3 separate regions of the Homo sapiens genome follow, and regions 1 and 2 are each linked to region 3. The links are chromatin loops, found by intact Hi-C in ENCODE. Cell type or tissue: heart left ventricle. All regions are shown on one strand. Each heading gives the region's core, and the rest is flanking DNA. Links, peaks and the distances in the headings are about the cores only. Region 1 overlaps LRIG1 (leucine rich repeats and immunoglobulin like domains 1). Region 2 overlaps SLC25A26 (solute carrier family 25 member 26). Region 3 overlaps SLC25A26 (solute carrier family 25 member 26).

What was found. A loop is a pair of places that touch in the nucleus more often than their neighbours do. Peaks named below come from ENCODE experiments on the same cell type or tissue, not always from the same donor. Only the 100,000 strongest peaks of a DNase experiment are listed, where the experiment ranks them.
Region 1: a loop joins it to region 3, with 2.8 times the contacts of the local background. A loop is called at or near these places in 6 of 110 quality-filtered maps.
Region 2: it touches region 3 in a loop (12-fold over the local background); 71 of 110 quality-filtered maps call a loop at or near these places.

Annotation. Positions count from the first base shown.
Region 1 is chr3:66,474,854-66,486,169 of GRCh38, forward strand. All of the region lies in intron 1 of LRIG1 (leucine rich repeats and immunoglobulin like domains 1), which reads right to left. Among named protein-coding and RNA genes, the nearest start is that of LRIG1, 21 kb to the right of the region's middle. In heart left ventricle, for the core only: a CTCF peak has its summit at 5,956; DNase peaks (open chromatin) are centred at 7,267 and 8,418; H3K4me3 peaks cover 50 bases; H3K27ac peaks cover 3,478 bases.
Region 2 is chr3:66,369,768-66,378,133 of GRCh38, forward strand. SLC25A26 (solute carrier family 25 member 26) reads left to right here. Exons shown (of 10, transcript NM_001379210.1): 9 at 762-835; 10 at 7,923-8,366. The coding sequence ends at 8,040. Among named protein-coding and RNA genes, the nearest start is that of LRIG1, 130 kb to the right of the region's middle. In heart left ventricle, for the core only: CTCF peaks have their summits at 3,093 (motif pointing left) and 3,296; DNase peaks (open chromatin) are centred at 594 and 3,084; H3K27ac peaks cover 2,787 bases.
Region 3 is chr3:66,270,815-66,282,130 of GRCh38, forward strand. The region is part of intron 5 of SLC25A26 (solute carrier family 25 member 26); the gene reads left to right. Among named protein-coding and RNA genes, the nearest start is that of SLC25A26, 55 kb to the left of the region's middle. In heart left ventricle, for the core only: a CTCF peak has its summit at 6,055 (motif pointing right); no DNase peak of the experiment used is centred there.

The sequences.
Region 1 (11,316 bases), core at 3,506-8,505, 200 kb after region 3:
AAGCCAATCACCAGCAAAGGTGGTTAAGAGCCTTGTCAAAAGTCAATTATCAGTAAACTCTTTTTGGAGTTTCAGTTACAGGCAGAAATCTAAGAAACACCATGTGTACTTCTAGGTACTCCACAGCCTCTCTGTGCACTAGAGAGAGACAAGAGCCATTCAATTCACAGAGCATCTTCACATCCAAACAGAAAATCCAAGCCCACTGGTCATACCAAATTGAGACATCCACAAGATCAGCTACATTGAGGCAGCTGCCCTATGAAAACAGCTAGGACTTAGCCTAACACTTGCTATATAACGAACACACAATCTCCCAGGTTCTACCAATCACTCCTTTGACAAATCGAGGTTTGTCAAAGTCTCTGCCTAGCCTGTCCTAAATCAAGTGACTCCAACATGACTTCCCTCCAATAAACATGCTATCATTGGTAGGGAGGTAGAAGGGTGGAGAATGACTTGCGTCTGCATACTGCACACTAACAAAATTAAGTGGGTTTTGTTCTATGCCCTGAGATATAGGGAACCAAACAAAAGGTGGTGGTTGGGGGTGAGAGCAGTTTGCTGGAAAAGGCAGGCACTCAGCTATCAGATGCAACCTGTACTCCAGCTAAGTCTCCCCAAACTGGCTTTCCTTTCTCCTTACTCCCCACCACACTCAGTCCTGAAATATTATCAAAGTAAATAAAAGCTGTTCCAATCCCAGGTCTAGTCCGCATGGCTACACAAACATGACTCTGCGAAACTGTGCTGACAACTGCGTTTACTTGTGGCAAAGTGAACCAGGATCAATAAGCCAAAGTGGCTTTAGATTTGGTTAGGTTTAAGCTCACATAAGCACAGGGAGAAAACCATCCACTCTCAAAGAACTAGTGCAGAAAGCACCTGCACAAACTCGTCAGGATGGTTTATAAGGTCACAAGCACCTGAGAAAAGATCGTTTATTCCTAGGGGCATGAGACAAATGGTAGGCCTGCCCGTCACACTACTAGTGTCAATATTTATCTAAGGCCTGGGTATTCACGATGGTATAAACCAGGCACCTTTTCAATTCAGTTATTCACGTAATTCGCCACTACAAAGCCCCAAAACAGAGATTCTTTACAGCTTGATTTCTTTTCTTCCATTTCCATACACAGGGGGCTGGCTGCAGGACCCATGGTCTATGTCAGCAATAATCCCTGCAGCCTGGGAATAAAGCGTACAATGTATTTCAGAACTACCTATATCAAATGGCATTGCAACTGAGGACAATGAAGAGGTGGGGAAGGGAGACAGAGCACCTGCTTTCTTCCTTCCCATGGCAAGCATGTTTTCCTCACTCGAAATGCGCAGAGATTAAACCCTGTAGTAAAGTAAATGAACCCCAAGAGTCACACCTAGGCATGTCTAAGTGTGACTTACACTGCAGGATTAATTCAGCAACCAATACCCAAAGGTATGTGAAGCTCAAATAGCCCTGTCTGGCCAGTTCCAATTCTCTCCAACTCCTTAATCCTTCACCCCTTCCTCCCTTAGCCTCTCCTCTCCCCCAGATAAGGGCCTAATCACAATTCTCTTTCCCAGGTAAAAGTCAAAAGAAATAAGTAGTCCATTAGTATCAACTTTAAGAGGTCCAAGAGACCTCTGAAAAACAGCTGTGGAAACCAGGTTCACAAATGGATTTCTCCAAGTCTCTTCCTATCTCTCAAAGTCCTCAAATCCCCTTTTTCCAAGATGCCACACTGCAGTTCCTCAGTCAAATCTGCTGGCCTCTTCCTGCGAGACACACTGCTGTGTAAATCAAAGCACTAGAAAAAGATGGCTGTCTCTCCAGGGTCACATTAAAGAACCTGCCTCAAAACACTCTTTAAAAGTTGCTGGCTGAGTGACATTAAATGGATTTCTCAAGCCAGCTTTCTATAATTCACTAAACCTAGTTTTCTGATTCCATACGCAGGATTCTTCCCAACTACACTGGTATCTATACCAAAATCCTCATGAGGACTCTGGATCCTCTGTGCAGCCCGGTAGGGATCATCCTACTTATACATCCCAGCAGGCTGCAAAACACTTCCGTTCCCTTCAAAGTGAAATTGTGATGGCAACTGATGCACTGTGACGCACGACACACATGTGGTCTGTGAGGAGCAGGCATTCCTATCTCTGCTTTAAATACGTCTGTTGAGTGAGAGCAGGCAAGAACTGAGCCCAAAATGGTAGCAGCTGAGGGTGTGGTCAGTTTTATTTTTTTCTTACATAAAAATATACTTAAGCAGCCAGTATTTCCTCACACACGCTGAAGTTAATAATTCACAAACCAACTAACATTCATCAAGGATCAGAAAATTTAAAGGTTGTTTGCACAAACACTCCTGTTCTTGCTCTTACTTAACAGCTGGTTTTTTTAACTGATGGCTGCTGTTGCCATTAGGGCCAGGTGGCACTTCAAAATGTTATTTCTTGAGCCAGACACACCACGACCCGGGTCATTTGCCCTCTGGATTCCACGGTATCCAAACTCCTGTGCTTAATGTTGCTTCTCAGACAAAACAGGTAATTCTGGCAAGGCAAAAATACAGGACAAGATGATCCTAGTTTGCTGGTAAAACATTGCTGTAATCATGCTCTTCCTTTTCTAATCTGGCCCCTCCAAATGGACAATCCCCAAAGATGCCAAGGCACAATGGAGCAGTAGGTAGGGCTGGAATAACCTCATCCAAGAGGCAAACTGTCTGGACTTCAGACCAAGATGTCTTATTACAAGGAGAAGATAAGTTTTTATACTTCAGTCATCCTCAAAAAGGAGGGCCCAATCCCCTCTCGCCTCAAACCTTATCCTTTCCACCTTTCTTCCTTTATCTCACTTAAGTTCATTCTCTCATTTTTAAAGATGTTATCATCAGAGCCAGAAATGTAAAATCACGCATAGGTGTGCTGGAGACACACCTATGGGGGAGGAAGAGGGGAGAGGAGGGGAGGTGATCTAATAAAGCCTTCTCCAGCAACTATTTGAGTGATGCACTACAGGATAGGAGTGGCCTGCTGTAGGATAGGAGGATTACCAAACAGATGTTGGTTGTTGTTTCGACCAAAAAAAATTAAACCTTGGGGGTATGAGTTAGCTGCAAAGCCATGGACTTGCTACAAACACACGACACACAGCCTGAGTTTGTGGGCCTGCAATGGCTTCAAGGCCGCATCAACATCTACATAAGTCTTATGAAAGAGGTTACACATTAACCACAGCACATCTCAAGGAAAATCCTATCACCTCCACCATCTCCACACCGTTTATTTGCCGCCTTTGAAAAGGACTTTCTGCACGTTGCTACCATGGAATTGGAAATAAATGGAGATAAATCCAGTTTTTGGTTCTACGTTTTTGCTTTTAATACACAACTAATTTCAGTGCATGTAGGTGGTCCTGAAAAGGTAACCAGTTAACCCCAATGGGGCAGAAAATAACAGTTAACTTAAGGGCAGATGTGTAGGACAGCCAACCCATGGTTATCTCGACAGGTGTGCGCAGGCAGGAGTTTCAGGGACATGAGAAAGCAGTGTCCTGGATACTATCAAGAAAGAAAACCCAACGGTAACTCACAGTTGGTTTGGAAATAAGCACACAGGTGTTTATTAAGCACCTGCTGCGTGCCAGGAGGACCACACAGGTCAATAAGGTAGGCTGTGCCTTCAGGGAGTCTGCCCTCACATTTAAGACTCCAAAGCAATTTCCTCCAACAGCTGTTTACAATGCAGATTCCCAGGCCCTGGCACCATAAACTCTGACTAGAGGACTAACAGAGGCTACCATGTCATTATTATCTCACTTGTCTATAGGCAGTTCAGCCCGCTGACCATCTCCCTAACTCATGGATCTCCAAGGGTCTCCACTGTACGGGTCAGCTTTTTTTTCCAGTATGTCCCCGCAGGCCTTTTCTCAAGCTCACCACCACCCTCCTGTCAGTTCATCTAGAATGGGACTAAGGAGTAAGAAATTAAAAACAAAACTCAGAAAACCTGACCCTCTACCCCCAGAGGCCTGCAGAGATTTAGTACTAACTCCCTGAGTAGCTCAATGAGCCATTTTCCTTCTGGTTTCTTGCTCTAAAGGAAACCACTGCAGGCCTCGGCTCCCTTTCCCATTAAAAGCCACCGGGGCCATAGTTTTCAATTAGCTCTGTCAGCCCATCACCCTGCAGCCGCCCAAGTTCAATACGTCCTCCCTTCCCCCAGCTTCTGGTCTCCACCAAGCACTTCACACCTCCCTATTGTAAACCTGTCCAGAGCAATTACCCTGCCTGCACTTGGACAGCCTCAATACTGCACTTCTGTCTAATTTATAGCTGCAAAGCTCCGTCGGCAAAGGCAGACCTGCCTCGGAACAGAGGAAATGCAGAGAAAACGGTCAGGCTCTTCCATAAATGCATATGCACAGCCAATTTCCTTAGGTTACAGGAGAGCAAATTCTCCCATTCTCCTAGGGACACTATGTAATAAGCTCCCCTAGAGCGTCTGTAGTCTGGATTCACTGCAAGGAAAACCACTGCTCTTTCCTGCCACATTTTCTTTTTCCCTTGAGATTCCAAACAGACGGGCAAGTTATGAGGCATTACACTTCTACCTGTAGATCTTCAAAGTCTTAAAAATAAAAACTCTTCTCGCCTGAGGAAGATAGAGAAAAGCACACTACCAACCAGGGGAATACCCCAAGCTGCTTGAAATTGTACTTTCTAAACATGCTCTGCTTACCACTGAGCAATAAAAAGACAAAGGACTCAGTTAAAATACGGGCAAAGAAACTGAATAGACATTTCTCCAAAGAAGATATACACATGGTCAATAAGCATATGAAAAGATGCTCAGTGTCATTAGTCATTATGGAAATGCAAATCAAAACCACAACACAAGATACCACAACACACCCACTAGGATGGCTAAAATTTAAAAAGACAGATAATAGCAAGTGCTGGTGAGGTAGTGCAGAAATGGGAACCTTCATACCCTGCTGGTGGATGTGCCACGTGGTGCACACAGCTTCTCCAGGAAACAGTCTAGCAGTTCCTCAAAAAGTCAAACATAGAATTGCCATATGACCCAGTAATTCCACTCCTCGGTATATGCCCGAGGTATATACTCAAGTGAAAATATACATTCACCACAAAAACTTACGCACAAATGTTCACAGCAGCATTGTTCATTACAGCCAAAAAGTGGAAATAAACAAAGTGTCCACCAACTGATGAGTGGATAAAGAAAATACAGTCTCTCCTCATGATGGAAGCATTCTTCAGCCATAAAAATTAATGAAGTACTGATACCTGCCATAATATGGACGAATCATGACAACACTGTGCTAAGTAACTAAGTAAAAGAAAGGGCCATATATTGCATGATTCTATTTATATGAATTGTCCAGAACAGACAAATCTATAGAGACAGAAAGTAGATGTTGCCGGGGGATGGGAGGAAGGAAGGATAGGCAGGGAGTGCTAATGGGTACAGGGTTTTATTTTGGGGTGATGAAAATGTTCTAGATTAGTAGTTACGCAAATCTACGAATATACTAAAAACCCAGAATCCTATCATTGAAAAGGATGAGTTTTGTGGTATTTGAATCACATCTCAAAAAAGCTATTTAAAAAAAAAAAAAGTCCTGTTGCCCACCTTAGCAGGCTCTCAGAATTCCAGACTGAAAATGCCACCTAGCTACTTCCATACCACAGAAATGCAGAAAGAACTGCCCCTCTACGTGCCAGGAGATAAATGAACACCCAAAAGAACACCCAGAAAGAACATCAGCTTCTGTGTGCTTCCCAGATTGTCCTATACTCGCTCCCAAGCTCTGTCCATGAGTCCATCAGATGCAGAAAACCTCAGCTAGAGTTTACCCTCCCACAGAAAACACATTCTTGGCATTTTGAAAGAGCATTTCTTTTCTTCCTTTGAGAAATTATTTAGCAAGGCTGTGGAAAGCAGGGCTCCCAGTGGCCATTCAAAAATTAAGACCAAGCCAGAAGGCAGGAGGAAATGTCACCACAATGGGGAGAAAATAAATCAGTTAGATTAAGATTAAGATCTAACCCTTTTCTGTGGTTGGGGCAGGCGGATTTGAGAATAATAGCATGCTATTTCTGGAAAGTCCCTCCAGAGTAAAAGCTGGGAGGGTGGGGGTGTGAAACTATATGTTTCAGTGTTAGATTAAAATTTGTTGAAGTTGATTGAAAACAGATAGAAATGGCCAACGGTCCCCCTGCCCAGCACAGGTATGCCAGTCCTCTGTGGCTGAGGTCCCTCTATATTTCAGACCACACCTCAGCACTGCCCTCGCCAGCAAAGATGCAGTTAAACGGGAAGGCCCAAAGTCTAATGGGGCCAGGATGCTACACAACATCAAAGAGATTCCAGTTGCTCCCCTTGCGCCATAAACTCTTTCACCCAACATCATTCACACTTTCAGAGTGCAAAGTTCACTCTGATATTGGTGGCTTTCTCACTTTGTAGCTTTTTTGGCAAGTGCCCCTTGGCCTGGTTGTTCATTAATATATAATCAGAACATTAAAAGCATTGTTTCACCTTCTAGGGAGGCTGTGCCCAATTTAATAAAGCCGACATTGTCCCTAGGGTGGGGGGAACCACCTCGAAATTGGCAGAGAATTCAAAGATGCACAGACCGGAGGGTTTATGTACACACACACACACACACACGTGTATACACACACGCATGCACACAGAATTAAGTATTTCAAAAGATGTTTTTTATATTCCCCATGGCAAAGGAGCAAAATTAAAATGCTTCTCACCACAGAAACTGACCTGGCATTTCTTTCCCTTAATCCTTTCAATACCAAATTACTCCTTACCTTTAAAACCTTTACAGGAAGTAGTGATCTTTGTGGCAGGAAGACAAATAAACGAGAAGGGATGTCTAAAACTCTATCACAATTATCTATGAGAATGCTCGTTCAGTGCACTACTTTTACTTTTCAAAGCACATGCATACAATGACAACTCACTTTCGAGACCATGTTTACTTTGCTGAAAGCCACATTCTAAACATGGGCTCGCTTGCAGAAGGGAAGCAGCTTACAATTCAACCTTGTTTATGCTCCAAGTAGGTTTGACAGAAAAACCACATAAATTTGTTTTAAAATAATTTCCATTTGCTGGAAGCTGTTCCTGAAAGGTTCTCAGCCACGCTAATCTGCGCTGATTCCTACCAGCTGTAGGTACCAGGCACCCTGGCCACAGACCGGGCAGCCTGGGCACAGGCAGGCTGGCTCTGCAGAAGGCTGCAGCAGTACAGGATCAACAGAGCCACTGCAACAGTCCCCTCCGCAACACGCGTCCACATCTGTTTAAGAAGAACCCAAAGATGTCCTGGTTCAGAGTCAAAACATGTGACATGCCTGTTGAGAGCACAGTTTTCTATGCAATTACACCTGTGCTCTCTCAGAAACACAGCTTCCCTAGTACCAAAGAGATGTACTGTGCTCAAGCCCAAAGACCACAGTGGAGGACAGCAGATGATGTACTGGGCTGAGCATCAACAAAGGAAGGAAACTGAAAAAGGAAATATCTGGGAGTATCCTGTGTAAAGTCTTCAGCCTCAACATCCAAAGAAATGCAGATTAAAATAATCTGAGGCAATTTCCATCCATTAAACTGGTACATGATTACAGAAATAAACAGCATTTAATGTTTGTGAGGGTGTGGGACAAGCACAAGTTCACATGTAAGTTGGCAGCCTCTTTCTCAGAGGCAGTGGTACCGAAAATATTAAGAATCTGCATATCCAGCGCTATCTGAATTGGGTAACTCATCCTAAGGAAATAAATGGCTAAACATTTATGCATAAGGATGTCTATCAAAGCTTAGGAAAAAGCCTAAATGCCCAATATCAGAGAAACTTTACAAGTTTTATGTAAGTTGTGTAATAATTTATTATACAATAAATATTAAAGCACATTTTAAAAACTGCTTAAAGTCAGGGAAAATATTCAAGATATTGAGTCTTTAAAACATAACTGAAATAGGTATTCAGCCTCACACATTACTGGAAATTTATACACTATCCAGTGATAATATTTATCACCGAACAATGAAATCAGTTGTTTTTTCTTTTGTACTTTCTTCTTTATTCAATAAATGCCTAACATTTGTCACCAGAAAATCAAAAGTAATAAAGACATAGTAACTAGGCTAACAGATCAATAGCACCCCCTCCAGCACCCCCCGTAAGGCCACCAAGACAGTAATCTGCCTAGACTATTCCAGCTCACTGGGGACAAAAGGCTTCCCTACAGCATCACAGTCCAAGATCTCGATAGCCATTAAAAGAAACATGTGAGGCTGAGCTCATCAGGGAGAACACAGCTTCCCATTGCCCCTTGCTAGCATGCCTGGGAGACTGCCCAGAGAGGAGCTCTGCCAGCTGGGTTCGCAGTGCTCTCTCTGCCATGGATGGAGATCCTGCGTGTCTGAGGATGGGGGTGGGGGCCAATGTCTCACATCTGAAGTCCAAGCTAAAAAGGCCCAGATTTAGAAATGTATCTGCCTGAAGTCTCCTGCCATAGAAGCTTCTATCAATTTACATAGTTACTTGGGCTGGGTCCACAGAGGGCAGGGTAACCTGTCCTTAGTGTTCTCACAGCTCCCTCTGGTCAAGGAAAGCAGTCTTTCTCTCTGCCAGCAGCAAAGAGGGAGAAAAGCTACCTTGGCCTGGTCATCCTTTTTGTCAAAGCAGAGGCCTGAGCAAAGTAAGAGCTCAAGCAACCGAAACCAGCTGCCTGGCGAGGGCTCAGCATAAACTGAGCAGAATAACCACAAGGGGAAGGGTGTCTAGACAGCCTCGGTCTATGGAAGAAGCCACCCTCCCCTGCAGTGTCAACTCTGGAAAAGCAGGCTCCAAAACGCGGCTCCAGCAAAAGAGCAGATGAGAGACCATGTCAACAGCTGGGAAGGGCACCGCGGGCTCCCTCGCCAAACGCAACACAGAGGAGAGCGCCTGAGCCTGGCCCACCTGCCAAGGACAGCCACCAGCAATCCAGCAGGGACGAGGCGCCCGAGGACCTCATGTGGGGACAGTTCACATGCACTGCTTTAACTACAAAGCCACTTCAGTGACAATTCTTGCATATGGGACTTTTCCAAAATTCAGAGAGACCAAAAAGACCGCCAATTCTAAATGTGGCAGGTAAACAGCCTGTCATCTTTTCAACTTCGGTTCTATTTGTTTCTTCTTTCTTTCCATTCTTCTAAGTTTCTCAACACTTAAGAGACTTTGGTGGAGGGTGGTGAGGGGTATAGGAAGCTACTAAACAAGCAAGGTATATTCAGGAAATACACAGATGAAGCCTGGGAGGTCTGAATTATTCTATCTGGCAGAGGTATTTCCACAGGACATACAGGACTCTACAGAATGAATGCCACTATCTCTATCTACACTGGTATCTGTCACGAGCATTTAATGTGTCACAGGCTTCACACTAGATTCTGGGAATACAATGGTGGATTGGAAACAAAGCCAGTCACTGCATTCAGGGAGCTTACAGACTAATGGGGTAGTCAGAAACGAATCAAACATTCACACAAAACTTCTATACATAGCACTGCAGAATCCTCACGATGGGAATCTAACTTAAAGGGAACGTCAGCCATGGTTTCTATGGGGAGAAACGTTTAAGACAGATGAACAGAAATCTGCAAGGCGAAGAGGGAAGACCCATTCTCCAGACAGAGGAAATGGTGGGTGAGGGACATGGGACATGGTGGTATTTAAAAAGTCTTTTTAAAAAGCCCCACGTGGTGGCTGGGACAGGTGGGGCCAGGTAAGAAGCGCGATGAGGGGCAGGTGGACAGTAACAGCTTTAAACAATGGGATTCATGTGCTCCAATTTGCAACTCTGCAAAGACCCCTACAGCTGGGGGCAAGGGGTTGCAAACAGATGTGAGTAAAAAGCTCTCTCCTCCCTCTAAAGTCTGCATAACAAAGTGAAATAGTAATGACAAAAAAAATTTAAGATAAAATTTATACTACAGGCTAGGCATGGTGGCTCACACCTGTAATCCCAGCATTTTGGGAGGCCGAGGCCAGCGATTGCTTGAGCCCAGGTGTTCGAGACCAGCCTAGGCAACATGATGAAACCCTGTCTCTACCCCCAAAAAATACAAAAATTAGCCAGGCATGGTGGTGCACACCTGTAGCCTCAGCTGCTCAGGAGGCTGAGGTGGGAAAATTGCTTGAACCTGTGAGGCAAAGGTTGCAGTGAGTCAAGATCACACCACTGTACTCCAACCTGGGTGACAGATTAAGACCCTCTCAAAAAAAAAAAAAAAAGGAAAAATTATCATACAAAATTATTGATAAATTCCACCTTTCTCCTTCCATCTTGCTGCTACATTCCTTTTCTTTTGAATGAAGGGTGGGGGCAGTGGGTCACTGGCGGCCACAGCACTCTCCCAGGACTACGTACATCTTACAGAGCCACAAATCCAAGGCATGCCAAAGATTTCAGGCGGTGCATAAACTCCATCAGCAGGCTAAACTGTTTATATGTTCTTGAGTTAAAAATACACCACTCGGGTCAGCGTTAACACCAGGGCCTTATCACCAAGGCTGTCTGTGAGCTGGTTACACAAGGCTGGACCATGACTCGCCCATCTTTTAGATGTGTCTCAGTCTGCAAATTATCTAACGATTCATCAGTGAGATGATCATAAAGCCAACAAATATACACGCATTTGAGAAAAACACTTTCCAAACCCAAGGATACTTTACTGTTTATAAATAGTTTACTTTTTTTGATCCCCAAGCATATAATATTCGCAGTTGCTCCAGAAACCAAAGGAACATGGAACAGGAACACAAACCACAACCTAACAGAAACAATAAACAACAGATGGCAAAACATATGTGCATGTTACCACCCCCTTTACCAAACAGGCAAACCAAAAATGGATCTGACACACACGCCTACCAACAAAGAAACACGCTCTTCAAGATCACATTCAAGACACCATGTATAGAGCACCAGCTGTACAGCCAGAACTACACTAGGTGCTTCAAGCCACCAAAGACCAATCGGCCTCCAGGAATTCAGAGACGTCAAAGGGAGGCCAGAAAGAAGGCAGTGCTAGTCTTACCGTATTTTCTTCTAAACATGTACACGCAGGTCTGAATTCTAACTGGCAAGTGCTAGACTCTAAACAAGTCATTCAACTACTCTGGGCCTCATGTATACAACAGAGACAATATTTTTCATAGAGTTAAGATGGTGATGATCAGTTAACACAGATATATCCTGCTGCAGAAAGGTACACTATTATTGCGACAGT
Region 2 (8,366 bases), core at 32-5,031, 95 kb after region 3:
ACTGCCTGGCAGTACCATCTTCAAATAAACTCTGTTTTTACTGGTGACAAACCTAAGGGTCAGAGAGGTTGACGAGCCTCCTGCTATGTGGCAGGTAAGTGACAGGCTTTGAACCTAGGGTCATGGTTGGCCTTAACTGGATGGGTTAAGACAGTTGTCAGAAATGTTGAAACCATTTTGTTTAAGAGAAAAATTGTTTTAAAAAACCCTGCTAGATAGAGAGTTGAAAGAATGCCATACGTATAACATACCTGAACTGAACCAAAACAAAAAAGTCCTATCTTTGTGGAAAAGTAGAACAAATAATGGGCCAAATTTTAGTATGGAGGTGGCAGGATCCAACCTAAGAATGTTAATCACGTTTTAAATGGAACATTTAAACGGCACTCTATTAAATATGCTTATTAGCTGCTTATGCAGGTTTCATAGTTGTACCATTTACACTAATGATTCCCCGCCCTCCTCACATTGCTTCATAGTGCTTCTGTCTTTCTGCTGTTAAATAGTTCATCAGTCATCTCGTGAGCTCTGATAAGCAGCCACCTGTGTGGCATGGGCCACATCCCTGCTTGCCTGCATATCGGAGTGTAAGCACTTCTGGGCGAGCGAGCCAGGTCCTGATTGCCAAGAAACTCCCTGGTATCTGACACTGTGTTCTAGATGAGGGTGACGGGGAGCTGTGTGTCTGAGGATATCTGAGAGGCAAGTGTGTGATTGGGAGCTTCAGAAGATAACGGGTTTCTCTTTGTCTGTTCACACAGGCTGGCTCCAGCACTGCTGATGGGAATGTGCTCTCTGTCCTGCATGGGGTCTGGCGGTCACAGGGGCTGGCAGGGTAAGACGAGGAATGCCCTCCTTCCTTTCTTCCTCTCCACCACTCCTCCTCCTTTAGCCTAACTTTGGATGAACACCTCTCCTTCCCTTCTGCTTATGTTCTGCTTTGAGTTTCTATTTATTGTGCAAAATATTATAGTTGATGTTGTATATATGAGATAACATAGCAAATCAAATTGACGGATTATTCCAGCCAGGCAGTTCTCAGCCTTGCCCATCTTGATGTTAGATGAAATTCACATGTGTGGCTCTCACCAGGGTCTGGGCTGCAGCAGTGATAAAATGGGCTTCTCAGAGGTTACACAGTGCAGAAATACAAGGGAGTGAAGGGAACATTGTTAGAAGAAAGCATTTGTGGTTTTGATGCTTTTAACTATTATTAGTAACAAATTACTTTGAACATACCATAGTGCAGGTGGGATGACTCCACTATTAGCATCAATTGAGAACCATTGTGCTACAGAAGTGCCTCAGACTTCTAGCTTCATGTCCTAAAAGCTCTCTCTGCAAGATTAAAACATTGCTTTGACACCATAAACTTGTGAAGCCGCCTGAATGTTGAGATCTTACAGGCATGTGAAATGATGATTTTTCTCTTAGGGACCATATACCAGGGATTTTCTTGCAAGAGCAAAGCAGTGGCCTCCCTTTGCAGAGGGTCGGTCGGCAGCTGCCTGGACTTCGGGCGTCTCAGCTGGCAGTGCCACCTCCTCATCCTGATGCCGAGTTGGATCACTTATGTGATTGTAGTTTTTGTGTACCTTTGGCAGTTTTAATCTCAGCTATTTGATGATCTGGAGGACATGAAGTAGGTGAGTCAGGACCCAGTTAAGGTTTTTATAGGAGAGCAGCACATCCTAGATTGAAATTTTCCAGTTGGAAGTTTGAAAAGTAGGTGATATTGGATGGTTTTGTTGAATGTGACAACTCTGAGGGATTGACGTTGGGGGTGTGAAGGGTGTCACGGTTTTGAAACAAGAACTGGGGCAAAGCCAGAGGAATAATTGGCTGTTGACGTCTAGTGAGAGCGTGGGAAGGGCCTAGTGGGGGGCATGTGTGCTGGGAGCCTGCCACTTAGGGCTGCCATATCGTGAGGGGTGCTTCTATCTGTGGCACATTAATTCTGCTGCCAGTTCCACAGCAAACAAAGGAATGGGGTGAGAAAAAATGAGTCCTGAAGCTACTTAGCCAGTAGCAGGTAAAAGGTGCTTAGGGGCCGGGTGCGGGGCTCACACCTGTAATCCCAGCACTTTGGGAGGCTGAAGCAGGAGGGTCGCTCGAAGTTAGGAGTTTGAGACCAGCCTGGGCAATATGGCAAGACTCTGTCTCTAAAAAATAAATAAATAAATTAGCCTGGTGTGGTCGCACGCACCTGTAGTCGCAGCTACTCAGGAGGCTGAGCAATCGCTTGAGCCCGGGAAGTCGAGGTTATAGTGAGTTACAACTGTGCCACTGCTCTCCAGCCTGGGTGACAGAGCAAGACCCTGTCTCAAAAAAACAACAACAAAAAAGTTCTTCTGTGTTTCAAATAGCAATTGGGCTACATACATGGAGAAGTCACATTCAGTGGCTTTTTTAGACTGTAAAACCAAACTGCCAAATTTCACTGTCCTACTGATTTCAGTGTAGTTCATGTTTGATTCTGTGGCAACTGTTGGGCAAACCACTTCAATTGACCTTAGCTTTGTGGAGCTGTGCAGAGCTGCAGCCCCTCAGCCTTTTCTGGAGACAGTGGTGGCAGGTGGGGATGGCATGATCGACTGGCAACCCCATGGCCCCAAAAGCTGGTAGGAGTTATGTTGAGTAGATGATTGAAGATAGTCTTCCCTGTCCTGGTTGTGGCATGTCTTATACTTGACGTTATAATACTAAGCAGTGCCAGAAATACAGGCAGAGGAGGGGTGTCTTCCTCAGGTCAAGGGCCTGTCCCTGTCCCCATTGTCAGCTCTGTAAAGGTCATGTGGAATTTTTTTTGCTTATCTATCTTCGGAAAGTCTCAGAAGTCATGGGCTCTAGTCAGTCTGTACAGTGTAGTCCCTAAGAGCATTACAGACAGCAGCGGTCGTCACTTAAGGGAGTTTTGATTAGCCACTTATTAATGATTAAAGACAATAAATAATTTGACTAAAAAACAGTCACAGAAAAACCTGGGTGGCTGTTGTGAACAGAGGTCCCAGGCACCCTCAGCCTGAAGGTATCTCTGCCAGCTTCCTCTGTGCTCCAAGCACACAGCGCTGCTGCCACCTCCTGTCTCCTCCCCGGGGCGTGCACTAAGTTTACTAGGTACTACTTGGGTTTTCCAGCAGACACCATCTCCTCACCTTAGGATGGAATGGTGCTGCCCTCTCGGGGTCAAGTCAAGTGGCGACCACTTTTATCTTTCCGTGTGGTCCACGCAGGTGAAGACCTTGTTCTGGCGCATATGGGAGTACACATATAAACAGAAATATATTACTAAACAAACACCGCGTGTTCATTCAGCCCCGTAGCCAAAGGCAGATGGGGAGCCTGCCCACCCCGGATGGCCCCTTTCTGGTTTTCTTCACTCATCAGCTGGCTTTCTGTTTTTGTTGACTGTGCCCTTTATGTAGTAGCTGCCACTGCCGCGAGCATCCCTTTCTGTCTGGCATTGTAAGTGCTTACGTTTGCTCTCATTTAATCTGTGGGCACTAGAACACGCTCCTGCTCAACTCAAAAGTCTTCACCTGCGAGACTGGCTGGGGCCCTCACTGTACAAATTACTCCACGTTAAGGCCGTAATTACGTTAATAGATTCAGTGGTCATCTGTTGAAACCATAAACTGCTTCCATCTGTGTCTTGCCAGGAGCAGCTGAGCTTGTGAGTGGCAGAAGCTGAACAAGACACTGGCGTTTAGAAATAAGTAAGGTAGTAAAGGTGGGAGAACTTTGTGGCCAGAGTGGTCTCCCACAGCTCGGCATCTGCTGGCCGCCTGTCTAGCACTCTTTCCTTCGTAAGGTAGGAGCAGGGAGGCTCATCTGTCTTTCAGGCAGGAAGGACATAGTGGTAATTTATAAGTTTCTGTCCTCACCACCCACCCTTTGCATGATGCTGATTTTTTTTTTTTTTTTAAGCAAGTGTAGTTTGGTTTTCAATACAATTTTCATGGTTATTTTTGGACAAGTAATCGTGGTCCTTAATTTTATGTGCAGTATTGTAATGATTTAAACCCATAGCTAGCTAACTAAAAAGGGCCCACAAAACTCTTCTTAAGTGTCTCATTTTCCTTAGAAGTGCCAAGTGCTGCAAACAGAGGGAGGCTGCTCAGCCTCCCCCAACAGCTCAAAGGTGTTGGGAGAAAGGATGCAGTCAGGTGCTGGGAGCAGCCTGCAGGGACCGTCTTCCTGCCATGTTTCTCTCCAGGCCACCAGCTTGCTTGTCATGGAGGCTTTTCCTGTATCTTAAAGGATGCATAGCTACTGTTGGCATACTTGACCATTTTCAGTTTTCTTCCATAGACCTGACCAGAAGTCTTTTCACTGGCATATGCACTAGTTTTGCCTTCATTAACTCTTTCTGCTTACAGAAGTAATACAGGCATATTTTGTTTAATTGCACTTCTCAGTGCACTTTTTTTCCAAATTGAAGGTTTGTGGCAACCCTGCGTTGAGCGAGTCTTGCAGAGCCCTTTTCCAATAGCACATGATGACTTTGTGTCTGTGTCACATTTTGGTAATTCTCACCTGTCAAATATTTTCATTATCATATCTGCTGTGGTGATCTGTGATCAGCCGTCTTCGATGTTACTGTAATTGTTTTGGGGCATCACCCACTGTGTCCACCGAAGACGGCAAACTTAATCGACAAATGTGGTGTGGGTTCGGGCTGTGTCTCCAACCAGCCATTCCCTCTCTCTCTCCCTTAGGCCTCTATTCTGTGAGACACAATATTGCAGTTAGGCCAATTAATAATCCTCCAGTGGCCTCTAAGTGTTGAAGTGAAAGGAAGAATCACACCTTTCTCATTTTAAATAAAAAACTCGGGCCGGGCATGGTGGCTCACACCTGTAATCCCAGGATTTTGGGGGGCCAAGGTGGCAGATGGCTTGAGCCCAAGAGTTCAAGACCAGCCTAGGCAACATGCCAAACCCTGTCTACAAAAAATACAAAAATTAGCTGGCCATGTTGGTGTGTGCCTGTAGTCCCAGCTACTTGGGAAGCTGAGGTGGGAGGGTCACCTGAGCTCAGCAGGTAGAGGTTGCTGTGGGCCACGATCGTGCCACTGCACTCCAGCCTGGGTAACAGCAAGACCCTATCTCAAAAAAAAAAATTAATTAATTAAAAATAAAAGCTGGAGATGATTAAATTTAGTGAGGAAGGCATGTGGAAAGCTGAGATAGGCCAGAATCTAGGCCTCTTGTGACAGTTAACCAAATTGTAAATGCAAAGGAAAAGTTCTTGAAGGAAATGAAAAGTGCTATCCAGTGAATACACAAATGATAAGTGTAACAGCCTCATTGCACATACGAAGAAAGTTTGGTCTGGATAGAAGATCAGACCGGCCACAACATCCCCTTAAGCCAAAACCTAATCCAGAGCAAGGCATTAACTCTCTTCCCTGAAGGCTGAGAGAGGTGAGGAAGCTGCAGGGTTTGAAGTTAGGAGAGGTTGATTCATGAAGTTTAAGGAAAGAAGTCATCTCTGTAACACAGAAGTGTAAGGTGAAGTGGCAAGTGCTGATGGAGAAGCTGCAGCAAGTTACCCAGATCTAGCTAAGATCATCGATGAAGGCACTAACACTAAACAACAGATTTTCAGGGTAGATGAAACAGCCTTCGATTAGAAGAAGATGCCATCTAGGACTTTCCTAGCTAGAGAGGAGACATCAATGCCTGGCCTCAAAGCTTCAAAGGACTGGCTGACTCTCTTGTTAGGGGCTAATGCAGCTGGTATCTTTAAGTTGAAGCCAATGCTCATTGACTCTTCTGAAAATCCTAGAGCCTTTAAGAATGGTGCTAAATCGACTCTGCCTCTGCTGTAGAAATGGAACAACAAAGCCTGAGCGACAGCACATCTCTTTACAGCATGCTTTCTTGAATATTTTAAGCCCACTGCTGGGACCTAGTGCTCAGAGGAAAAGATTCCTTTTAAAATATTTCCGCTCATTGACAGTGTACCTGGTCACCCTGGAGTTCTGCTGGAGATGAATGTTGTTCTCATGCCTACTATCAACATCCATTCCTTAGCCTGTGGATCAAGGAGTTACTTTAACTTTCAGGTTTTATTAAATTTCATAAGGCTACAGCTGCATCAACAGTGATTCCTTTGCTAGATGTGGGCAAAGTAAATTGGAAGCCTTCTAGAAAGGAGTCACCATTCTAGATACCAGTAAGAACATTAGTGGCTTCATAGGAGGTCAAAATATTGACCATGCTGGGACTTTGGAAGAAGTTGATTCCAATCCTCATGGCTGACTAGTGGAGGGAAACACATACTAGATGTACTGGAAATGGCAAGACCACCGTAGTCAGAAGTGGAGCCTGAAGATGTAAAGAATTGCCACAATCTCATGATCAAACTTGAACGGATGAGGAGTTGGTTCTTATGGGTGAGCAAAGAAAGTGATCTATTGAGATGAATCTACTCCTGGTGAAGATACGGTGAACACTGTTGAAATTACAATAAACGATTTAGAATATTTCATCAATTTAGTTGAGAAAACAGTGGCAGAGTTGAGACGGTTGACTCCAATTTTGAAAGAGGTCCTACTGTGGGCAAAATGTATTGTGTGCTACAGAGAAATCTTTCATGAAAAGAAGAGTCCATCAATGCAACAATTACTATTTTTAGAAATTTCCACAGCCACTCCAACCTTCAGCAGCCACTACCCTGGTCAGTTAGCAGCCATCATTCAAAGCAAGACCCTCTATCAGCCAGAAGATTACAATTTACTGCAGGCTCAGATGCTCATGAGCATTTTTTAGCAATAAAGCATTTTAAAATTAAGGTATGTACAATTTTTAGACATAATTGCTACTGCATACTTAATAGACTGTAGTAGAAACATAACTTTTCTGTGCCCTGGGAAACGAAGAAATTTGAATGGCTTGCTTTATTGCAATATTCACTATTATGGTGGCCAAACTTGGCCTGGGACCAAACTTGAAATATCTCTGAGTCATGCCTGTACTCTTGGTGAAAAGGTTCAAAGGTTATGGAAGCGTGGGCCAGGAATGTGTCCTATAATCCACAGGCAGCAGGCATTCAGTTTAGGGCTTAAGACACATCCCTGGCTTGCCTTTTAGATATGGAATCATAGTCCTTGGACTTAGTTTTTTAAACCTGTTTTGTAATTTTTTTATGTTGGCATCTGTAGATTTCCTCATCTTTATCAGCTACATAATCATCCACTGTATGTTTATACTGTGCCATAACTTATATCACCATCAGCAATGCCACAATGAAAATTTTTGAACAAATATCTGAGTAGGTATGGGGAGGGGGGGCAGTTTTAAAGAATGAATCCCCAATTTGTATCCTCGTGGCATTGTAGTTTTACTTTGCATTGCTCTGATTATTCTACATTGCACCTTGGCTGGTTAGCAGCACCTTCTGTGATACCAAGGGGACTGTGCAGGTGGAGGCATGCTGCCCCCTTCACAGCCACAGCCCATTTGCCTTTCATGCCTTTAGACAGAAAAGGAACACAGGGAATCCATGGAGGTTCAACTCGTTGTCGTGACGTCATGTTTTGGGGTCTCGAAGGACAAAATGCAACTGAGTCAGTGGGTGGAGCGGCAGCATTGCCCAAAAATCTCTTCACTGAGCAACCCCTGGAGATCACTTTAGAGGTGTGGGCTGGAAGTGCCTTCCAGCCTTACCTAGGATTCAGCTCTTTAACACCTTTTTAAAAAAAATCAATTTCATGTTTCAAAGGGAAAAATGGCATGAAAGTTTTAGAACTACTGTTGGGACACAGCTATTACTTGCCTTATTTGGGAGCGTTCACAAGCTGTTTGGTAGTTAGCCACTAATGAGCATGGTGTATTGAGCTGAGCAAGCTGTGGGTATTGGAATTTAACCTTTTTTTAAAATACGCACAACATTAAAAATCCTGTTTTTTCCCCTAGATTATTTGCAGGTGTCTTCCCTCGAATGGCAGCCATCAGTCTGGGAGGTTTCATCTTTCTGGGGGCTTATGACCGAACGCACAGCTTGCTGTTGGAAGTTGGCAGAAAGAGTCCTTGAAGCAGAGACAAGCCTCACCTCCACTTCTGTCAAGAGAGGGGCCTGCAGTGCAAACCCTCTTCCGCTGAGCAGCTGTCTGAACTATAGGCCCCAGTGCTGAAGACCAGTTGTGCTAAGATACCGGCATGGAGATTGTGCCATCCGTGGTATAGGCTGGCTGGTATGAAGTCATTGGCCTGTATGCCAGAGAGCTAAGAGAAGAAAACGGGGTCTGTGGCGGTACTCTGAACAATTTCCTCAGAACCTCTTAATAAATAAGTTTGGTAATGCTGAGGCCAGGCCTTTTAGAGCTTTCATTTGATCTGTATCTGATCTTTCATTTCCTG
Region 3 (11,316 bases), core at 3,553-8,552:
CTTAATGTGGAAGTATTACTCTAGCCCTTCAGTGCATAGTTTCTCATGTTTCGTTTACATGAAACCAGCTGCTATTTACTTTTTTCATTCCTTGGACAAATTTCATTTACGCTGTGAAGTGACTTGAAAATGCTACATATTTCCATTGTTGCATGTTGGCCATGTTGTCCTGAAGGGGCACCAGTTCCTGTGTGTATGGTTTATGGGATGTAAATGCAATAATATGATGCTTCACTGTAAACACATTGGAAGCTATTGGATACAGGTGGAAATTATCTGTTAATTCTTTATTTAAACGTTGTGACCATAAACCATAGTGTTGAAGTAGCTCTTTGTTGTTGTTCCTTTGTGGTTTTCATCCCATGTGAAATGTCATCTTTCTTCGTCTTCGTGAGTCCATTTGGATTGCATTTAGGCTTCAAATAACAGAAAATTTGACTACAATGGTTTCACCAAAAAAGTTTTCTGTTTTTCCCTTTTGTAACAAGAAATCTGAAGATGATCATTCTAAGGCTGGTGTACTGGTTAGATGAGGGCAAGGAGAATCCAGTCTCTTTCATTTTGCCTGGCTAACTTTAATGCTCTGGCTAATTGACTCATGGTCACAAAATGGCTGTTCTGCTTTCAGGCATCATAGTTCTATTCCAGAACTATGAAGAAGGGGAAGGGCATGAGGCAGTACTAACTTTATCTGTCCTTTTGTTTATCTCGAAAACAAAAACTTTCCTGGGACAGATGGTATCTCAGGGCCTTTATGAGTTGCGTGGGGATTGGGAAGTTGAGTATGTAGCTTTTCACTGTAGTAGATGAAGTCAGGCAAAGGGTGGACTGGGGGCAGTGGTACTACCGTTACTGAGTCACCCCATAGGATCTGCCGTATTCTGTCCCTTCAAACCCTTCCAGCTAAAGTTTCATCTCTTCAGAAAGAAGACCATTTCATACATCTCTAGCTTCAGCCCACATGTGGGCATCCATCGTTGTTAAGATCCATGAGTAATTGTCTGTACCACTATTTTTTTTTTTGGTCATTCTCCTCTGTAAATGGAAATGTCTGTTCGTTTTCTTTTTCTGCCACCTTTGTTCTTTTGGGCACTAGTGTAGAAACTCATCTTTAAAAATTATTTGGTGGTCTCACTGAAATTGAAGACATGAATTTACTTCTGATTTATTTACTTTTATATGTAGTTTTGATTTTAAAGTTAAAATCTGAGAATACTTCTTATATTGATATATTCATATGTAAACACCTAAAAAATGTGTGTCATTTTAGATGGAAATAAACTGTTTACATTTACCAAGTACTTAAAATGTTCCAGTCACTGTGCTAAGTTGTTTACATACATTATTTCACATAATCCTCACAGCAGCCCAAAATGCGATCCCTACTTGACAGAAACTAAAGCTTGGTAAGTTTGTGGTTGGCCCAGGGTCTCATACCAGTAAGGGAGAGATCAGAGGACTCCAGAATCCATGAACTTAACCTTTATGGTGAGCTGTGTATTTTACATTTTATAAACAGATAAATTTTTTCTGGGGAGGAAAATATGTATTTAAAATGAGTAATCCATATTTATATCTGTAGTCTTTAAGCCTTTAGATAGGCGTTAGTGCCAGGAGTTTGGGGAAACTGGAAGTCTACATGATATTAAAAATAAATTAATTAGAGGAAATAAGCAAGTGTAAGGAATCTGTGTTGATGGAAGTGTTCATGAAGAACTGTGGCTTGTAAGTGCATATTATCACGTTTGCGTGATTTTCCTTTATCTAGGTGTTAGTTTACATGCCCCTTCTCTGAGGGACCTCCTGTGATCACTCCAGCTAAAATAGACCTACCCCATCCCTGATCACTCACCTGTTACCTTTGCATGCACTGATGTTTGAAATTACCTTCATTTCTTGTTCAAAAATTAATTACTGCTGCAAACAGGGACAATTTGACTTCCTCTCTTCCTATTTGAATACCCTTTATTTGTTTCTCTTGCCTAATTGCCCTGGCCAGAACTTCCAACACTGTGTTGAATAGGAGTGGTGAGAGAGGGCATCGCTGTCTTGTGCCAGTTTTCAAAGGGAGTGCTTCCAGTTTTTGCCCATTCAGTATGATATTGGCTGTGGGTTTGTCATAGATAGCTCTTATTATTTTGAGATAAGTCCCATCAATACCTAATTTATTGAGAGTTTTTAGCATGAAGGGTTTTTGAATCTTGTCAAAGGCCTTTTCTGCATCTGTTGAGATAACCATGTGGTTTTTGTCTTTGGTTCTGTTTATATGCTGGATTACATTTATTGATTTGTGTATATTGGAGCAGCCTTGCATCCCAGGGATGAAGCCCACTTGATCATGGTGGATAAGCTTTTTGGTGTGCTGCTGGATTCGGTTTGCCAGTATTTTATTGAGGATTTTTGCGTCAATGTGCATCAAGGATATTGGTCTAAAATTCTCTTTTCTGGTTGTATCTCTGCCTGGCTTTGGTATCAGGATGATGCTGGCCTCATAAAATGAGTTAGGGAGGATTCCCTTTTTCTATTGATTGGAATAGTTTCAGAAGGAATGGTACCAGTTCCTCCTTGTACCTCTGGTAGAATTCGGCTGTGAATCCATCTGGTCCTGGACTCTTTTTGGTTGGTAAGCTATTATTGCCACAATTTCAGATCCTGTTATTGGTCGACATGATTGTATATCTAGAAAACCCCATTGTCTCAGCCCAAAGTCTCCTTAAGCTGATAAGCAACTTCAGCAAAGTCTCAGGATACAAAATCAATGTACAAAAATCACAAGCATTCTTATACACCAATAATAGACAGAGAGCCAAATCATGAGTGAACTCCCATTCACAATTGCTTCAAAGAGAATAAAATACTTAGGAATCTAGCTTACAAGGGACGTGAAGGACCTCTTCAAGGAGAACTACAAAGCACTGCTCAATGAAATAAAAGAGGATACAAACGAATGGAAGAACATTCCATGCTCATGGATAGGAAGAATCAATATCGTGAAAATGGCCATACTGCCCAAGGTAATTTTTAGATTCAATGCCATCCCCATCAAGCTACCAATGACTTTCTTCACAGAATTGGAAAAAACTACTTTAAAGTTCATATGGAACCAAAAAAGAGCCCGCATCGCCAAGTCAGTCCTAAGCCAAAAGAACAAAGCTGGAGGCATCACACTACCTGACTTCAAACTATACTACAAGGCTTCAGTAACCAAAACAGCATGGTACTGGTACCAAAACAGAGATATAGATCAGTGGAACAGAACAGAGCCCTCAGAAATAAGGCCGCATATCTACAACTATCTGATCTTTGACAAACCTGAGAAAAACAAGCAATGGGGAAAGGATTCCCTATTTAATAAATGGTGCTGGGAAAACTGGCTAGCCATATGTAGAAAGCTGAAACTGGATCCCTTCCTTACACCTTATACAAAAATTAATTCAAGATGGGTTAAAGACTTAAACGTTAGACCTAAAACCATAAAAACCCTAGAAGAAAACCTAGGCAATACCATTCAGGACATAGGCATGGGCAAGGACTTCATGTCTAAAACACCAAAAGCAATGGCAACAAAAGCCAAAATTGACAAATGGGATCTAATTAAACTAAAGAGCTTCTGCACAGCAAAAGAAACTACCATCAGAGTGAACAGGCAACCTACAAAATGGGAGAAAATTGTTGCAACCTACTTATCTGACAAAGGGCTAATATCCGGAATCTACAATGAACTCAAACAAATTTACAAGAAAAAAACAAACAACCCCATCAAAAAGTAGGCAAAGGATATGAACAGACACTTCTCCAGAGAAGACATTTATGCAGCCAAAAGACACATGAAAAAATGCTCATCATCACTGGCCATCAGATAAATGCAAATCAAAACCACAATGAGATACCATCTCACACCAGTTAGAATGGCGATCATTAAAAAGTCAGGAAACAACAGGTGCTGGAGAGGATGTGGAGAAATAGGAACACTTTTACACTGTTGGTGGGGCTGTAAACTAGTTCAACCATTGTGGAAGTCAGTGTGGCGATTCCTCAGGGATCTAGAACTAGAAATACCATTTGACCCAGCCATCCCATTACTAGGTATATACCCAAAGGACTATAAATCATGCTGCTATAAAGACACATGCAAACGTATGTTTATTGCGGCACTATTCACAATAGCAAAGACTTGGAACCAAGCCAAATGTCCAACAATGATAGACTGGATTAAGAAAATGTGGCACATATACACCATGGAATACTACGCAGCCATAAAAAATGATGAGTTAATGTCCTTTGTAGGGACATGGATGAAATTGGAAATCATCATTCTCAGTAAACTATCGCAAGGACAAAAAACCAAACACGGCATGTTCTCACTCATAGATGGGAATTGAACAATGAGAACACATGGACACAGGAAGGGGAACATCACACTCTGGGGATGTTGTGGGGTGGGGGGCGGGAGGAGGGATAGCATTAGGAGATACATCTAATGCTAAATGATGAGTTAATGGTTGCAGCACACCAGCATGGCACATGTATACATATGTAACTAACCTGCACATTGTGCACATGTACCCTAAAACTTAAAGTATAATAATAGTAAAAAAAAAAATTAATTACTGCTGTCTTCCCTTCACTAGAATGTATGCATCAGGAGGGCAGATGCCTCCCGTTTTGTTCCCTACTATTAATCTAACACCTAGAAGAGTGTGGCACATAGCACACTCAGAAAATATTTAACAAACCAATGACTTAATCATACTTGCTTCTCAAAAGCAGACCAGTTTTAAGTACTTAGGTATTAAGATCTCCAGATACATTTAGCAAGAATTATGGAGTTCTCACTAAATTCCTAGGCAAGCTAATGGTTTTCTGCCAGATAAACTGTCTGTACTTCCATTGAGATTAATTTTCTTATCATATTTACTGCTGTCTACATATAGCTCTTATTTTAATTTTGTCTTTTCTAGTTACAGTTACTCCTGTAACTATTTCATATATTCAAAACAGTTTTTGAAGTGACACATGAAAATAATAAAACTTATGAAGAAGATCCTTCATTAGGTGTGTGCGAATTATCTCCAGTGAATACCGTGTGGGTCAAGAATTACCCTTGATGTTCTCATTACTGTATACTGTCTTATTGTCTGAATAAACACCATCTTATATGGAGTATTAAGAGACTATATATGTAAGAAAACTAAATTTGAAGGTCAAATGTAGTTTTTTAGATGTGTAATTAAAAAATAGCAATTGGAATCATTCAAAGGAAATTAAAATGTTTATCTGTGGGTTCGACTACCTGGCTACAGATTACTTTGGGATCACATAATGAAAATAGTTAAAATTTGAATACTAATTATGATTGTTAACTTTACATATATTTTCCTAATCCTTAAACTGTAAGACATCAGCCTGTTTGTACAGATCATAAGCAGAGGCTTAGAAAAATTAAGTAATACAACTAGGAGGTGGCAGGACTGGAATTGGAGGTCAAGTTTGTATAATTCCAAATCCTGTGATTCTTATTACACTTTGCTTCCTGTTTGTGTCTTGCAGATAAATTCACTGATAGAATTTTTCAGTAAATCCTAAGAAAATAATGTGATGGGGGATCTACAAGACTTGAACCAAATCTTGACCTGAGTGAGAGTGGAGCACAATTTCTGAGTGTTAGAGGATTCTAAAGGATAGAAATGGAACTGTTTGTATGGGCAGAACACAATGAGATGCTTCTAAAACAGCCATTAATATTGATTTCAGCATCCTTTTTCGTCTGGCCTTTGTGAGGGGTGCTTAAAAATGTTTTGACTGATTGTAGTCTGTCCTTTTTTGTTCCCTGTGCTGCATCATATGTTCTGAGAAACAGTAGAGTAGGTGGGAAAAGGTTGATAATCTTTGGCCTTGAAGTGGTTTTGGTATACATAGCCAAGTAACTAGCAGATAATTTATTGACTAGTGGAGAAGCAGAAATTTTTGTGAGGATTTTTTTTTTTCCCTTTTTGAATATACTCTGCTTTTTGTTATTCAACTTGTCAGTGCAAAACTGACATTATAGAAGAACGCACTAGAGGGCGCACAATGCCTGTATTTTAAATGTTGGTGGCAAAAACCTCAGCATGAACTTGGAAGCTGCTTCCTGGCACTGTTTGAAAAAAAAAAAAAAAGGTTCAAATTAGAAAATGTAAATTTAAGCATAATAGTGTTTTCCGATCAAGATACCTGAATGGATAAATTTGTGTTATCTTTTGATACATATGTACATGGAGTTGTATTTATTTGGGTTCTAATTTTTTAAAACTTTTACCATGGAAAAATTTAAAGACACACAAAAAAGATTACTAAAATGAATCCCTGTAGTCTCATCAATTACCAGCTCTTGAGCAGTATTGTTCCATCTATACCAAACCCTGCTTCCCACATGTCTGTATGATATTGAAGCAAATACCAGACATTCTGATTTCATCCAGAAATACGTCACTATGCATCTCTAAAAGATAACTGTAAATATGTATAATGTATCAAAAATGAGTGTCATAACAGAAAGACAAATATTGTATTATATGTGTAAACTAAGAAAGTAAAATTCATAGAAGCAGAGAGTAGAACCATGGTTCTCGGGTGTTAGGGGGTGGGTAAATGGGGAGATGTTGTTCAAAGGGTACAAATTGTCAGTTATAGGATCAGCAGGTTCTGGGTATTTAAGGTACAGCATGAAAAGTGATGGATGTGTTAATTAATTTGATTGTGGTAATCATTACACATTGTGTATCAAATCATCACATTGCTCACTTTAATATATATAATCTTTATTTGTCATTTATTTTAAAAAACGAATATCATAGTCTAGAAGTATTTCCCCAAAGCTATTTATCACTTACAAAGGGGAAAATAGTAATTTTACAGTTGGAAAGACTGGCAGTCACTATTTTATCCAAGTGATCAAGATTAGCATCACCAGTAATAAGATTATATTAACATCATACATCTCTAATATAATGCACCAAGAAGGACACAATGTCACTTCTTTGGTCTTCTTGCCAAAGATGCATAATCTCAGTGTGATCATGAGAAAACATCACACAAACCGAGATTGAGAGACATTGTACAGAATTGTCAAAGTTATGATAAAGAAAGATGAAAGAACTGCCACAAATAAGAGAAGACTAAGGAGACACAACAAGTAAATGCAGTGTAGGATCCTGGATTTGATCCTGGAACAGAAAAGATTTTGGGAAAAACTGGTAACATTCAAAATCTGTAATTTAGCTATTAGCATTGCAGCAAAACTGGTAGCTGGTTTTGATAAGTGTACTGTAGTTAATTTATTAACATTAGAGAAGCCAGCATATATGTGAACTCTGCTATTTATGCAACTTTTATGAGAGTTTGTTTTTAAAAAACAAACTAAAATGCCACATTTGGACATTGTATGAAGTACTTGTTTTTAGAGTCATCTTCTAAAATAATGACAAGTTAAATTTAAAATTTAATTTCTTTTATTGTTAACTTGTATTAAAATAATATATGCAATTAGTAACAACCCAAATAATGTAGAAGGACTTAAGATGAAAAACAACAGTCTCCTGCCCATCCCTCTCCATTCTGGTTCCACTCTCTAGAGGTAGCCTTTATTTTTTATTTTTTAAAATTTTAACTGTTTTATTTTTAGTTCTTATTTCATCGGTGCTTTCAGATAATATATTATTTAAATGTCTGTTTTAAAATTTGTCAGTAGATAAAGTTTGTTGAGTCTTTGGGATGGAAGATGTGATTAAGCTCACATTATGTTCTTCCCCAACCCTGTCTCATCCTAGCATTCCAGTTATATAAATTTCATTCCTCTGTTCATTTTAGAAACTTTAAGTTATATATTCGTTTCTTTATTTCTTATCCTACGAACTTTCTGCATCTTACAACTTTCTCTTGACATGATGAGGCTGTTGCTTTCTTTTTGCCACCTTGTCCTCCTTAACCTGCAAATTTCACTTTCTGGAAAGACTTCTCTCAACTATACTTTCATTGTACATTGTCAAGAGGGTTGACAATTTCATCCTGTCTTTTACCCTCAGTCACTTCTTTCATAGCTCTTCTGTATTGATTCTAAAAGTGGAGTACCGGTGAACTAGTGTTTGTATTATTGAGAAGACTTCATGAATGATCAGACCATGTAGTGTGCTAAGGCTGTATTTTTTTTTGTGTGTGGGACTTACACCCTGAGAGATGGTTTCAGCATCAGAATCAAATAGACCTTCTTGCACTCTATCAGTTGCTAAAATTTAATTTCCAACATTTGGGGCATGAGCTTGTCTTTTTTTCTTGGAGTTTCTAATTGCCTTTTCTGTATGAAAAAGGCATTATTTGCATTATTTTTAGGTATGACAACTTTGAAAACATACTGTCTTTTGTCCTGAGTCCCCTTTTACCCTGGGAATCTTGGAATCTTTCATTCTCCTGTTCTAATCCTGTGTTAATATTCACTGTGTTTGGGCTTCTATTCTTGGGTCAGATTTGCTGTTTCCTGAAGGCCGCATAGCATAGTGGTTCAGACCAGGGCTTTGTGGTCAGGCAGCCCAGGTTTTGCCAACAGCTCTGCCTCTGTTAAACTTACACCTGGTGCTACAGTGTCCTCATTGAATGAAAATGCTTTCAGATATGAAAAATATAAGAATTTAGTCCATTTGTTTGAAGGCTTTTATTTGATTCTGATTTTTTTGGGGAGGTGGGGTCAGGTAATTATCTTTCTCTAGTGCCTATTATTTTACAAATATCTCATTAAAGACAGCCGATGATAACCATTCTCATGATTCTTTGGCCTCAAATGTGTTTCACTGGTTTGTTTTTTATAGTAGGAAGGAATTATGTTAATGTTATGATTCTTAGAAAAGTATTTTGATCTTATTAGTTTAGTGTGTATCCTGATTATGTTTTGGAAATAAGTGGTTAAATTGATCTGTGGGAGTCTTACAAACTGATTACCAAGTTTCTGATACAGCTTGCCTGTGTCTTGATCCACGTATTGTAAGTCTTTCCTATTATCAGTGAATTTTTCCATACTTCTGTTTCAGAGAATGGAATGATGACTAAGTTAAAAATCACTTCGGGACAAAATTTATTATCCTTCACAGGGTAAATGACAAACATGTCATTTACCTGGTAGAGGATACCAATAGTATCTGTGTTCACAGTCAGCTATGCTATGTTTCATGTTGACTAACAAAGATCTTGTGATAATTAGACTCTGCTGATTTATCTTTTTGTTCACACAATGGTTTTCCAAGGTTTTCTCATCCTTTTAGACATTTAATATTAGTTTGAAAAAGTAGTGAGAACAACACATCTCAATCATTAAGTTTTGATGAAGTGAAGACACCAAAGGTCTGGTATATAGTTGCCTCTTGGTAAGTGATAAGTTCTTACCACATTATTTTTCTGTATTTGAAGGAGAAAGTAGGTTGAATTTATCCAGCATCTGCCATATGCCAGATGAGGTACTTTTCATATATATTTTTTTCATTTAATCTTCACAGTAATTCTCAATCATTATTGCCAACTGAGTAATTGGAAAGTAAGTACCTCTTGAATACCTTGTCATGATTCCCAGTCAATCTGTAATGTTCATCTACCTTGTAAACCATTTTATATGCTAACAGACATTTCTCTGTTTAATACCAGTGAGAAAGCTGACCTTTGGTGGTGTAACTTGATCTACATAAAGCACGAAACACTGTTAGTGGAAGGCAGAGTTGGTCTCTGAATTCTTTGAACTCTTAACGCTCGTCTAGTAACAGCATATTTATTTCCTTTCTACTCTTTGAGGTATGAGTGAGGAAGTTTGAAATGCATAGTAACACCACCTTTTTCTTTTTTTTCTGCCTTTCCAGCTTTTTTGAAAAATTACAATTTATAGAAAAGGTAAAACGTGTATTTTTTTTCCCCAGGATTCACCAGTTAACATTTTGCTTAATCTGCTCTGCTCCTCTTTCTTCCTCTTTTTTTTCCTGAAATATTTTAAGTAAGTAGCAGACAATTTGACACTTATCATTTAGTATTTCAGCATGTCTCCTAAGAATGGAGTCCTACTTCTCATAACTACAATGCCATTATCACACCCAAGAAATTTAATATTCACTAACTAATATTATCTAATATGTGGTCAATTTCCCTGATGTCCCAGTGATAAAAGCCTTACAGCTTCTTTCTCTACTCAGGATACAAGTGAACAAATACATTGCATTTGGTTGTCAGGGTCCCCAACCTTTTTTATTTCCTCCATGACATAGACTTTTGTAGAGTCCGAGATATTTATCCTGTAAACGGTCCCATAATCTGGATTATCTGAGTTCCTTATGATTAGACTCAGGTTAATTGGTTTTTTTATATGAATACCTAAGTATTTTGGGGTGTTTCTCATTGAGTTATACCAGGAGGCACAAAAAGTCTTACACTTGGTGAGTTTAATGGTTTGATTAAGTTGTTTTCGTTTGTTATACACTAAAGGTTCAATTATCCTTTGATGTTAAGAGGCAATCTATGCGGTAATATTTTGAGAACAAGTGATTATCCCATTCCCCAATAAATAGTTTTAACATCTGTGGATACTTCTTGTCTGAAGCATTTGTTACATTGGTGATTGCAAAATAATGATTTTCCTAATACTGTCATTTTTCTATGAATTTGTTAGCTGGCATTCTTCTGTAGGGAAGAGTTTCCTCCCTTGCCCTCCAGATCCTTTTTAAAAAATCCCCATGGACTCATGGATTTTAAAAAAATAGCCTAATTGAGTTAGAATTCATGTACCAGACAGTTTACTCGTTTAAAGTGACAGTTCAAGGGATTTTACTATATTCATAAGTGTGTGCAATCACCACCATAGTCATGGATTCTTTTTTTGTTCGGTAATTATAGTCTATTACCATTAGTATTATTCTTTTGATACTTAAACTGTCCCATATTTGTCCAGTGGGGAGCCTCTTCAGCCTACTTCTGTGTTCATGTGACATTTCCCCGTTAGTCCTTTTTTTTTTTTTTTTTTGAGATGGAGTGTCATTCTGTTGCCCAGGCTGGAGTACAGTGGCATGATCTCAGCTCACTGCAACCTCCGCCTCCCAGGTTCAAGCGATTTTCCTGCCTCAGCCTCCCGAGTAACTGGGATTACAGGCACGCACCACCACACCCAACTGATTTTGCATTTTTTTTTTTTTTTTTTTTTTTTTTGAGACGGAGTCTCGCTCTGTCGCCCAGGCCGGACTGCGGACTGCAGTGGCGCAATCTCGGCTCACTGCAAGCTCCGCTTCCCAGGTTCACGCCATTCTCCTGCCTCAG